2 separate regions of the Homo sapiens genome follow, and region 1 is linked to region 2. Evidence: chromatin contacts called from ENCODE Hi-C or POLR2A ChIA-PET data. All regions are on one chromosome and are shown on one strand. The core of a region is the stretch at or near the end of the contact, and the rest is flanking DNA. Distances in the headings are between cores, read along the strand shown.

The links. Hi-C counts contacts between places; a loop is a spot of excess contacts on that map. ChIA-PET counts read pairs that join two places held with the same protein, here RNA polymerase II (POLR2A). Pooled maps may share reads with other maps.
Region 1: a loop to region 2 is called in a pooled map, with 2.7 times the contacts of the local background. The contact joins two enhancer-like sites. A Hi-C loop is called at or near these places in 7 of 50 pooled maps. POLR2A ChIA-PET finds 5 or more read pairs at or near these places in 3 of 52 experiments (BJ, H1 and activated T-cell).

Annotation. Positions count from the first base shown.
Region 1 is chr1:172,669,209-172,675,545 of GRCh38, reverse strand. No RefSeq gene overlaps it. Among named protein-coding and RNA genes, the nearest start is that of FASLG, 13 kb to the right of the region's middle. Within about 2 kb of position 5,030, at least 3 of the 41 ENCODE cell types and tissues checked have a DNase peak (open chromatin) inside an H3K27ac peak, as active enhancers do.
Region 2 is chr1:172,587,115-172,593,159 of GRCh38, reverse strand. SUCO (SUN domain containing ossification factor) reads right to left here. Exons shown (of 24, transcript NM_014283.5): 18 at 3,234-4,400; 19 at 2,089-2,176. Among named protein-coding and RNA genes, the nearest start is that of SUCO, 57 kb to the right of the region's middle. Within about 2 kb of position 4,264, at least 6 of the 41 ENCODE cell types and tissues checked have a DNase peak (open chromatin) inside an H3K27ac peak, as active enhancers do.

The DNA of each region.
Region 1 (6,337 bases), core at 3,781-6,280, 82 kb before region 2:
TTATTAGAAGCCAGAACACAGCCCACCCAAATGATGGAAAGAGGATGCTGAAGTTTGAGATTAAGTCTTCCCTTGTAGCTCACACTTCAGAGTTCTGTTTAACACCTTGTGTCTCTTTCTCACCATCTAGTCAAAACTGTCATCTCTTCTCAATGAAGTTGCGGTGAGGAGAATAAATACATTTCCTGTTACCAGAATCCCCAGTGTCTACAGTCTTTAATCTCTGTTGGAAAAGTCTAGAATCTTAGTTTGTAGGTTTAGGGCCAGGGAAAAGCTTCCTGAATCTTGCAGCAACCTTTTCTTCCAATCTGGACCAACTTCTAAAACTTTTCCTTTCGAAAAATGTGTATGAAGTTCCCTCCCACAGACTAGAAGTGGTGCAGGAGTGGTGTTTGGGTGGAGTGTGTGAGAGAATTGGACCCTAGACAAAATAAAACTAAAACATCCTGGCCCAGAGAAACGTTTGCAATGTCAGTAGATGCTTATCTGATTCTCTACTCTCCTTGGCAAAAATTCTTGTCTTGCGTTCAGTGTTTTACATGTGTGGACACTAAAAGCTTGAAAATATCCAGAATGTCTCTTACTTCAACTCACATTGTCTTTGAAGTGGTTCACCCACCAAAAGCCAGGGCTGCAACACAAGAACCAAGAAGTTTTATTCCCTCTGTGGCAAGCAGCACTGGAGGAGGGGGATTTCCTCAGCAGTTCACATCCCCTGGGATGTCCTGGGTGGAGTGAAAGCTTTAACTACGTATAAGGATAACAATGAGTTTAAGCATTATGTTACCCCAGTCAAACATTTAAATATCACCCTATTTAATTTTGTTTCAGGATTAAAATATAGGCATCAAAAAGGCTAATCAAGCCATGCACAGTGGCTCATGCCTGTAATCCCAGCACTTTGGGAGGCCGAGGCAGGAGGATCACTTGAGTTCAGGAGTTCAAGACCTGCATGGCCAACATGGTGAAACACCGTCTCCACTAAAAATACAAAAATTAGCTGGGCATGATGGCAGGCACCTATAATCCCAGCTACTCGGGAGGCTGAGGCAAGAGAATCACTTGAACCCGGGAGGTGGAGATTGCAGTGAGCTGAGATCATGCCACTGCACTTGAGCCTGGGCAACAAAGCAAGACTCTGTCTCAAAAAAACAACGGCTAATCATATTAATCTGTGCATACAATTAGCACAAAATATATTAATGTATTCAAGTAACATTTATAGAGCATATGACACATACCCACAGCTGCTTTTCTGTGTATTATTTCACATTAAAAAAACAATAAAGACTAGAGGTATGAGAAGATATTTTTAATGGTTATGCCAATGTGAGATAGTATTCTTTTATACCCAGAGAGTGAGATTTACCTACCCATTGTTCCTAACTGGCTTTTTTATGGTTGATGAGATTTTATGTGTGGTAGGTCAATTTTGGATGGTCAATTTTGTGGGAATATTGAACAGTCAGAATTTTTTTAACAATGACTCTATCAGGAAAGTTGCTGAGGAATATAGCAATTCCACTGACCTACCTTCAGGAATGCATTTCCCAGTCACAAACTGGCTTCATTCCATTTGGCATTAACAACATTCCTATAAAGTCGTAAGAATAGAAATCAGCTTCCTCATTTTACAGAGGGGATAAGTGAGTCTCAAGATGTTCATGTGACTTACTTAAGGTCACACACATAGCTAGTTGAGTAGCAGGGGCTGGACTCAAACACAGGCCCTCTGATCGCAAGCTCAATTTCTTTCCTTCTTCTCTTATTAAAACTAGGATGCTATTGGTGGCATGGAGGCAATAGGGGCAATTCAGTTAGATCACAGGAGAGAGAGAGAGAGAGAGGGAGAAACTAGTAACTGTCAGGAAGTAACTAAAGAAGAGACTAAAGAAGACCACTATCTATTAGGTCCTGATATCAAATATATATTTATTAATATATTATCATATTTATGTTATATAGTGCAGAGTTATAGATATTAGGCAAAGTGAGACTGAAATTGAAAAGCAAAGAGATGAACGTAAAATAAGAGGTGTCACTGAAAATTAATGGAATGAGGCTTATGGTGAGTGCCGTATTATAAGGCATAATTCTAAGAAGTCTCTTTGCATATGGAAACTCTAAAGATAAATTTTAGGTCTAGATGACTAGGATGAAGTTGCAGCACCATTTATTCGCTATGTCACCTTTCAGTTGTTTTCATGTATAAAATGAGGATAACAATTTACCTTACGGGATTGTAGTGAAATTTGAACAAGATAAGGTAGAGGAGAGAGATTTGTAAGCTATTAAATGCTGTATGAGGCAGCAAAAAACTATGGCCAGTGTTTGCAACTTACCATATGGAGGATTTCAATTAAATCTAAGAAAGAATATCCTATAGTGTAATAATATAGTCCAGTGCAGAATGGGCTCCCTCATGTTTCACTGAGCCCCTTCTCCAGGAAGTTTTCAAGCAGAGGTTGTGTGGCCATCTGTTGGAAATGTGGCAAAGAGGACTTCCATCTTAGAAGGGAGGGCACCTAATATTATTTCTAATGATTACTTCTGAATCCAAGATCTGCGATGAGTGATATTTGGCAACTGGGGTGGCAGTTTCAGGTTTGGTACAAACTCAGTAATGTGTAGCAGGAAACAGAGTTCTCTGCCTCTATCACAGACTGTGCCTCCAACATGACAGCAGCAAAACCCCAACACAATAGAGTGGCACCAATATCCACCCAGAATACATGTTTATGCACACACATACGTTTACACACACATGTTAATTGGGCCAAAAATCAGAGAATTATCATTTCACCCACTCCCACATCCAGTCCATTAGCAAATCTAGTTAACTCTGGTATCAAAAGTACTTCTTAACCACTTTATTACATTCAACACCCTGGTTCAAGCCACCATGATCTCTCATCTAGGTTGCTGAAGTAGCCTTTTTACTAGTCTCCCAACTCAGTCTTGACCCACCACAGTCTGTTCTCCATAAGCAACTAGAATAGTCCTTTTACACTGTAAATTTGGTCATTTCACTCTCTGCTCTCGGTCCTCTAATGACTTTCCATCACACTTAGAATAAAATCCACACTGCTTTTCAAAGCTTCCAGGGCCCTACACCATTTGGTCCCTGAATACCTCTTCAATTTTGTTTCCTGCCAGCTCACTCCAATGTACAAAGCCTTTTGGTCTTAAGATTTTGCACTTGCAGTTTCTCTGCTTGGTGTGCTCTTTCCTAGATGTCCATGTGGCTTGTTCTTTCACGACTTGTCATACAAACATCCTTCTTCCATCACTCCCTACTGCCTTACCTTGTTTTTCTTTTTAGCACTTCCTACCACATGACTTATTAAATATTTATTTGCTTTTTTATTGTCTACCGTCTCTCCATTAAAATACAATGCTATAAGGGATTTCATTCATATGATTGTATCCACAGTACCTAAGGAAGTTTCTGGTAGACATTCAATAAACACTTGTTGAATGAGTAAATGAATGAATGAATTATACTATGAGTAAATGAATGAATGAATTATGCTATTTCAAATACTAGAATTTTTAATGGTATGCTTAAGGAGATATTTGTAGCAAATTTGGGGAATGGTGATGATGTCTAACACTCATTTTTAGGTGTAGTTTATTCTGTGTGTGTCATAAGGTAATGTGTCTCCATTGCCTCAAACCTTCAGTTAACTTTATGCACAGCAACTTGTGGTAGTAATGCCTGGAAGGCAATAAAGGCATTCCACAGTGGGAGTGTCAGGAATGCAGACAGCATATCCACTGCAGAAACCAGTGAAAGCCAGGAAACCTGCAATAATGTGGATTGCCCAAGGGAATAAGGGTCTACCCTGACATCCTCAAAAAACCTGAAGACTAAACTTTCCCCAGAATGTGAAATGAGGCTTATGTCATTCTATGGAGAATTAGAAGAAAAGAGTGATCCCTTAGGGCTGAAGGAACCTCCAAGTAGGGGAGGAGGAATATCTGCATTGCCCTTTTTCTGAAGATGTACCAGTCAGAACTCTGGAAAAATGTTTCCCAGTAAAGGGGAAGCTTTGGTAAAAGTGAAAAGTCATCACTGGGGTGAATCTTTCCTATCTTCTGGGTGAACCTGTAAGGACAGAATACCCACTTAGCTATCTACATTGCCAAGGCAGGTTGGCTTCCCAGTGAATCCCAAAGGTCCCTGGTACTGTCAATGACTATATTATTTCTAAATAGGATTTATTTCTGAACCCTCCTCCACAAAGAATGGGGTTCTAATCTCCTTTTTTAAGAATCACCTCATTCTGTCTTTGGATAATCCAAAACCTTGGGAAAGAAAAAAAAATCAGAATGCAAAAATTTATCTCTACAAACACAAGAACTTACCCAGACCCCTTAGAAAAATGTAACTCATTCAACATGTGGCCTTCACACTTCCTTAGATAAGGACCAGGGAAAGTCTAGGGCTTAACCCGCTGAGGAAATTTATACCATGGCTTTGGGAGAGGCAGGCAGCTTCTCTCACCAATTCTTCTCTTTCTATGAGCAACTGTTTCACGTAAGTCACACTCACAATGATGCCCCCACAATAGAGCTCTTTTCCTGTTAAGCTGTGGTAAGTCAAAACCTACTTCAGAGACGACAAAGTCACCACTTTGGGGGACTGAGAAAAGAGGTGAGTTTCATGTGTTTTTGGTTGCTTGAAAAGAAAAAAAAAAAAGAAAACCTCAAACTACTGAACTAGAAGCACCCTTTACGTATGTGTTTGTCTGGAGTGTTCTACTTTGGATTTAGCATTTCATAGAGGAACAATGCCAATCCAATTTTCAATAAACATATTTAAAAGTTTTTAATTTTTTACATTTCTTATGTTCCAACTGAGGTTAAAAAAAAATCAAAGTTCCAAACGGACAGTCAATATCTCTTCTCTGGAATCAGTGAAGCATAGCGAGCTACAATCCTACCTTCAGAAAGTCCCAGAGGCGTCCTAGTACAGCTCAGACTTAGGAAGATGAAAGTGCCAGTAGTATCACTACCAGCCGATGGCATCATGTCAGCTCAGAATGCCCAGCCCCTTTCCCACTTCCTCTGTGCTGTGGTACCATTATCTAGAAGGGTCCATTAGCAAAAGAATCATGGTCTAGCAAACTTCCTATGACCCTTTGGAACTGGCATACTTGATGGTTGAAGCCAAAAGAGGAAAGACAGGATGAGGAGGATTTCACCCTGAGGGCTAGAATACAGACCAGCATCCAGCCAAAGGAAAGGTAAATGTACCTATCAGACTTTCTCCAGGAAGCACCAGCTCAGGAACCTGACCCTCCAGAGCAGATGAATAAATACAAAAGTTTTAGGGAGAGCAGATGACACATTCCAAAGTGAAACTTTGGTTTTGTTCATTAATTTATTAGACAAGTATTTGAATATACTCTAAATGACAGTTTTACCTCTGGTGACCCAGCAGTTTTCCTTGTCTCTGCCCTAACTCCTGGTAATGCCAAGGACCAAATATATCCTTGTTGTTTTCCAATGCCATGAATTAGAATGCATTAGTTTTTTTCAATCTGTAACCTCAAAATACCACTGGATAATTTACTCAATGCTGGATAACCACTCACACACATTCAAGATGTGTCACTAATATAGATTCAGAGTACTCCTAAAAACATATGCACATATATAAGCCAAGAGACACCTGCCTTATAACTAAGGTCAACAAATATATATTGAGTTTCTAATGTGTGTCAAGCACTAGGTGAGTTTGTGTGGATGGAGTGGTAAACAAGGTTGAAAAAAACCCAAAAAACCTTGCTTTTGGAAATTTTATTCCAGTGGAAAAAAACAAATATTTTTAAAGTGGTCAAAATATATATAATCACAAGTTTTGGTAAGTACTAAGAAAGAAAAAAATAACCATAAAATAATGACAAAAGGAGGGGACTCTATTTAGGATACCTGAGGAGATGACACTTGAATGTCACATGAGAAACCTGAACCAGAGAAATTCTGGTGATGGAAATGGAGCCCATGTGCATGGAGACAGTCTGTCCAGATGTTTGTCTCTCCTGGGAAACGAGAAACGCAGTCAGAGCTGGGGATAGTGAGGGGTAAAACAAAAAGTTTTCACCTTGTTTGGTCTGGAAGATGCAGGTGGTTTGGTCTGGGTTGTCCATTAATGAAAGGGGATCTGCCCAGAGATTGCATAGTTCGTAAGTGGAAGAATGAAGGTTTTAATCTAAGTTTTTAGTCCAAAGTCTATGTCCTTTCCACTATGCCACTTCTCTGCCCCCAGGCAAAAACAAGTAACCATGACATCTATAGAAATTTGGATGAGTGTAACACTGGTCATAATATT
Region 2 (6,045 bases), core at 3,015-5,514:
AGCTGATAAGCAACTTCAGCAAAGTCTCAGGATATAAAATCAATGTGCAAAAATCACAAGCATTCCTATACACCAATAACAGACAAACAGAGAGCCAAATCATGAGTGAACTCTCATTCACAATTGCTTCAAAGAGAATAAAATACCTAGGAATCCAACTTAAAAGGGATGTGAAGGAACTCTTCAAGAACTACAAACCACTGCTGAAGGAAATAAAGGAAGACACAAACAAATGGAAGAACATCCCATGTTCATGGGTAGGAAGAACCAATATCGTGAAAATGGCCATACTGCCCAAGATAATTTATAGATTCAATGCTATCCCCATCAAGCCACCAATGACTTTCTTTACAGAATTGGAAAAAACTACTTTAAAGTTCATAAGGAACCAAAAAAGAGCCCACATTGCCAAGACAATCCTAAGCAAAAAGAACAAAGCTGGAGGCATCATGCTACCTGACTTCAAACTATACTACAAGGCTACAGTAACAAAAACAGCATGGTAATGGTACCAAAACAGAGATATAGACCAATGGAACAGAACAGAACCCTCAGAAATAATACCACACATCTACAACCATCTGATCTTTGACAAACCTGACCAAAACAAGAAATGGGGAAAGGATTCCCTATTTAATAAATGGTGCTAGGAAAACTGGCTAGCCATATGTAGAAAGCTGAAACTGGATCCCTTCCTTACACCTTATACAAAAATTAATTCAAGATGGATTAAAGACTTAAATGTTAGACCTAAAACCATAAAAACCCTAGAAGAAAACCTAGGCAATACCATTCAGCACATAGGCATAGGCAAGGACATCATGACTAAAACACCAAAAGCAATGGCAACAAAAGCTGAAATTGACAAATGAGATCTAATTAAACTAAAGAGCTTCTGCACAGCAAAAGAAACTACCATCAGAGTGAACAGGCAACCTACAGAATGGGAGAAAATTTTTGCAATCTACCCATCTGACAAAGGGCTAATATCCAGAATCTACGAAGAACTGAAATTTACAAGAAAAAATCAAACAACCCCATCAAAAAGTAGGGAAAGGATATGAACAGACACTTCTCAAAAGAAGACATTTATGCAGCCAACAGACACATGAGAAAATGCTCATCATCACTGGTCATCAGAGAAATGCAATTCAAAACCACAATGAGATACCATCTCACACCAGTTAAAATGGCAATCATTAAAAAGTCAGGAAACAACAGGTGCTGGAGAGGATGTGGAGAAATAGGAACACTGTTACATTGCTGGTTGGACTGTAAACTAGTTCAACCATGGTGGAAGACAGTGTGGCGATTCCTCAGAGATCTAGAACTAGAAATACCATTTGACCCAGCAATCCCATTACTGGGTATATACCCAAAGGATTATAAATCATGCTGCTATAAAGACACATGCACACGTATGTTTACTGTGGCACTATTCACAATAGCAAAGACTTGGAACCAACCCAAATGTCCAACAATGATAGACTGGATTAAGAAAATGTGGCACATATACACCATGGAATACTATGCAGCCATAAAAAAGGATGAGTTCATGTCCTTTGCAGGGACATGGATGAAGCTGGAAACCATCATTCTGAGCAAACTATCACAAGGACAGAAAACCAAACACTGCACATTCTCACTCATAGGTGGGAATTGAACAATGAGAATACTTGGACACAGGGTGGGGAACATCACACACCAGGGCCTGTTGTGGGGTGGGGGGAGGGGGGAGGGATAGCATTAGGAGATATACCTAATATAAATGACGAGTTAATGGGTACAGCAGCAGCACACCAACATGGCACTTGTATACATATGTAACAAACTTGCACGTTGTACACATGTACCCTAGAACTTAAAAGTATAATTAAAAAAAAAATTAAACAAATCTTTCTCTACAGAAGATAATGATGCTAATAGCTATGTAACTTTCCAAACATGACATCACATTAATATAACAGGCTTAAACACCAGCTAGCAGGGGGAAAAAGTGAAACTACAATACTTACTGTTTACCAGTGAGACCCTACAGAATTCAGTGGAAATTTATATAAAAAGTAAATAAGGGATGTAGAAACCAACCTGCTCCTCTGCTATTCTTGAAGTATTCTGAAGTTTCACGATTGTTTTATTGAAAGCCTTTTGCATTTCTTCCATTTGTTTTCGGTACCTATGAAGTAAGAATTGGTCTAAATCAGCTTTAATTTCTTACTTATTCCACTTAGTAATGGAAACATACTTCTGATTTTGATATATGAGACAAATCTATTTTTCTGAAAGTGACTCTTATTCAGGCCTATGCAATACAATTCTATTTATCTTCTGCTATGTAAAATTTAGTAATTTCTGTGGTTCCCTTGGGATGCAGATGGAGGTAGGGAAAAGTAAGAGCAGGTATGGGGTAGCTAAGTGGGCATGTTACACATGAACACACACACACACATGATTAGCCAATTAATTCTATGTATGGATTAGAAAAATTTCCTACTTCAGATATAAGACTGCCTTGGTGACACCTTATTAGTGGCATTTCAATTTAAGAGATGTAAGAAAAGGTGGTGTTTCAGGAACTCTGGACACTTGTGCCTAGATGTTTGCAAAACGTTGGTAGAGAAGCCCTAAGGACAGACAATGGACACACAGAGGATAAAAAAAAGAGTAAATAGGTTTAAAAAGCCAGGCCTGGTGTCTTAATGAATTGGCACTGTCTCTGGCACTTAAAAGCAGAAATTATTACAACTAGAACTAGGATGCCGAGACCTGTTTAAAAGAGAGCAAACTGCAAATGTGCCCAATCATCCAGTTCAGTCCATCTCTGTCTTCACTTATCTAAACTCTTAAGTGATATCTGGTCAAATTCCACTAAAAGCTTTAAGGTCTATATACTATCATTTTTTTCCATGAGCCCTCTGGGAATCAAGCAGAAAAAGTGGCTAAAGTTAAGCAACCGAAAAAAGGTGAAAGTGAGTATAGATAATTCAAACTTGTTGCCAGCCTAATAAAAGTGTTTTGTCACTGGAAAGTACTTTTAAAATTAAAAACAAAAAATCAATTCATTAAGGCACTGATCAGCATTCAAGTAGCTTTCTTTCTCTCTCTTGCTAAAATTGCGCTTACCTCTATTATATCATGAGATAATTAAATCCTCTCCTGTAATCACAGGTCATACTCTATGCTGCTTAACTCACTGTGTGAAGCTGACTGTGCTAATTCATAATAAAGCTTACCTTTGGCTAAGCTCCTCCAGATAGCGACCACTGAGAGACATGTTAACTTCTAAGGCTTTAATACGATTATTAAGTCTCATAAATACTGACTCCTTTTGGTTTGATCCATGTACAAGATTTCCATTAGCATATCCTAGATCTGTAGAATTTTGCAATTCAGCATAAAAATCTGTAGCTGTCCTCTGTAACCCTCTCAAAAGGGCATCTTCTGGAGACTGTTCTTCTTCTTTTACTTCAGGTAATGAAGAAGAATCCACAACAGAAATCAAAGTTTGCTTTGCTGTGTCAGCTATATTCATTTTGGCTTCCCCATCTTCATTGTCGGGTACAGTGGCTGTATTTATTGGTGGCACTATTGTTTCAGACAGCTTTGTGAAAATTTGCATGGAGTTCACATCTTCTTTTATAATATTATCCATTAACTCATTAACTTTATTTGTTTCATAGGTAATAGATGGTTTCTCTATAGAACTAAAGCTCTCAGACTTTTGTTCTGTTTCATTATCGATCTCAACAGAACTCTCTTGGGGAATCACTGGTGATGGTATATGTCCTGCCTCATATTCAACAGACTCAGATACTTCTATTTTAGGCAAGGGATTGATTTCTGGGGTAATATCTAAAAGAAGAGACTGAGAAAGAGTTTGAGAATGGCTTGGTTCAAGTTCAACTGCATCTACAGTGTGATTCACCAAGTCATCCTGGTGCATACTACTACTTAAATCACCCAGAACAACAGTTTCAGCTTCCCTTTCTATATTCGTATTTTCCAATTCTCCACTCAGAGGTTGCAATACTGAAACATCTACTGATTCCGCAGGAAGTAGTAAGGGTGGTTGAGCTAACACAAGATAATCTTTTCCTTTACTCAAAGCAGTTCGGCTGCGCTGCCGATAAAGAGCAACTCTAACTGAACACCATTTATATATGTATTCTGAAAAACTAGAAATACAACAAATTGTGGTCAGTTCACTGCAAAATATTTGTGTCTCTGACTCAAACCAGGGTGATGATTCATCTTCCTGTTCACCGCTGCCCAGAAGGGTCACTGTAGATGGACTTGCCTCCTCTTCCTCCTCTTGAACTAACTGTACAATGGGACTCTCTTTTGGAGTATCTGGTGTTGACGGCTCCATGTCATGTGTGTGTACTTCAGTGGTTACATACCTAGAAATACATATATCATAATTATAAATCACTTACTTAGAAGTCTAAAGTTGAAATATGTTAAAGAAAAATAAATGTATCCATACAGAAGATAAAAGGTTGGAAATATAGAAGAAATTTGTTTTTGGATAAATGTTTCACCTACAAAACACTTTTATTATAAAAACAAATACTGCTCAGAAATGATAAGAGAAATACTATTTATCAAGTGACTAGCCAGATGACTCAAACCACCATATTTACCATATCAAACTTGCTTTCTTTTAATCTGTTTAAGAATTGTTTCTAAGTGAATACTTCCATTCACTGAATGTAGTGTTCCTTTCCTCTCATAAATATTCACTGAATCTTTACAAGCTTCACTATCCCTTACACATCAGAAATTAAGCCAACTAAGAGCTAGCTTAATAAACTAGCTTAAATAAGGTCCAGAGCTAAAACTAGAATCTAGGATTCTTAATATTTATGAGTGCACTTTGTACTTGAATACCCTATTTTCAAAAGGCAGCTAGGTTGGTCTCAAACATAATTTTTCTAAGAATGATTTGAGGAACTCCAATACAGCATTAAACACACAACGCACACACACACCTACACACATAGGATTATCTACTTTAAGGACAAGAAACATATCTCCCTTCCTAAAATAATTTTGCTATCATCTAGGCTAATCTTCTAAGCCAAATACCTAACCACTTTAATAACAATTCTGGCTTATGATATGCTAACAGTGCTGCTATTAAACTACTAGTGCCACTATTAATATTCTATCCCATTTTGAGGCTGTGGAGTATGTATGTGGCATACAGGAGAGTGGGGGGATGAAGCTTATGGGGACAGTGTTATAAATTATAATGCTTGTGATTCCTTCCAAGATAAAGATAGTTAATTACTGGGTGTAGCCTTATACATAAAAAGTCCAATATGAAAAAATATGGTAATTTCAATACCAAAAATAATTATGCTCAAACACACATTTTCCCATTCTGAAAAATTACTAAGCATGCCAGGAAATGTCTTCAAATAAAGACTAATGTCACAATAGCAAAGACAGAAGAAAGTAATAAAATAGTATCTATGATGTAGACTTTCATTTTGGTAGTAAAACAGTAAATGGACCAAATTAAAACATAATTAGACTACACTTCGGTAAATAAAAAGATATTTATAGCCATATATATTTAGTCTCTAATAATATTTCTTACATATTCAGGTAATATATTGCTTTTCTACCAAATAATTTATGACAGTAAAAACAAGTAATGTCTGAAGAAGGGGAGAGAGAAAAATTATATTGAATTTGGTAAAAAATACTGAATACAGATGTTATATCCCATCATACACACTGTAATCAGAAATATACTTTAAAAGTTTTTTCTCAAATTCACATGGCAAAACCTACTAAAACCTAGGAAAAGAAAATAAGTTGGCTTTCCGTAACTTTAACAGTGACATCCTATCATGGATTCCTTCATTTTCACATATTTGCTTCAAAAGATTACTTCAAAAGCATTAAAAAGAATTTAAGACAAACATGAAGAAATACTGAATAAGAAATTATGCAAAAATATCTATTAAAAAACTAATATGGAAAAATAAAAACTGCTACGTTAGCCTGTGACTACAGCTTTCAACAAATATTCCT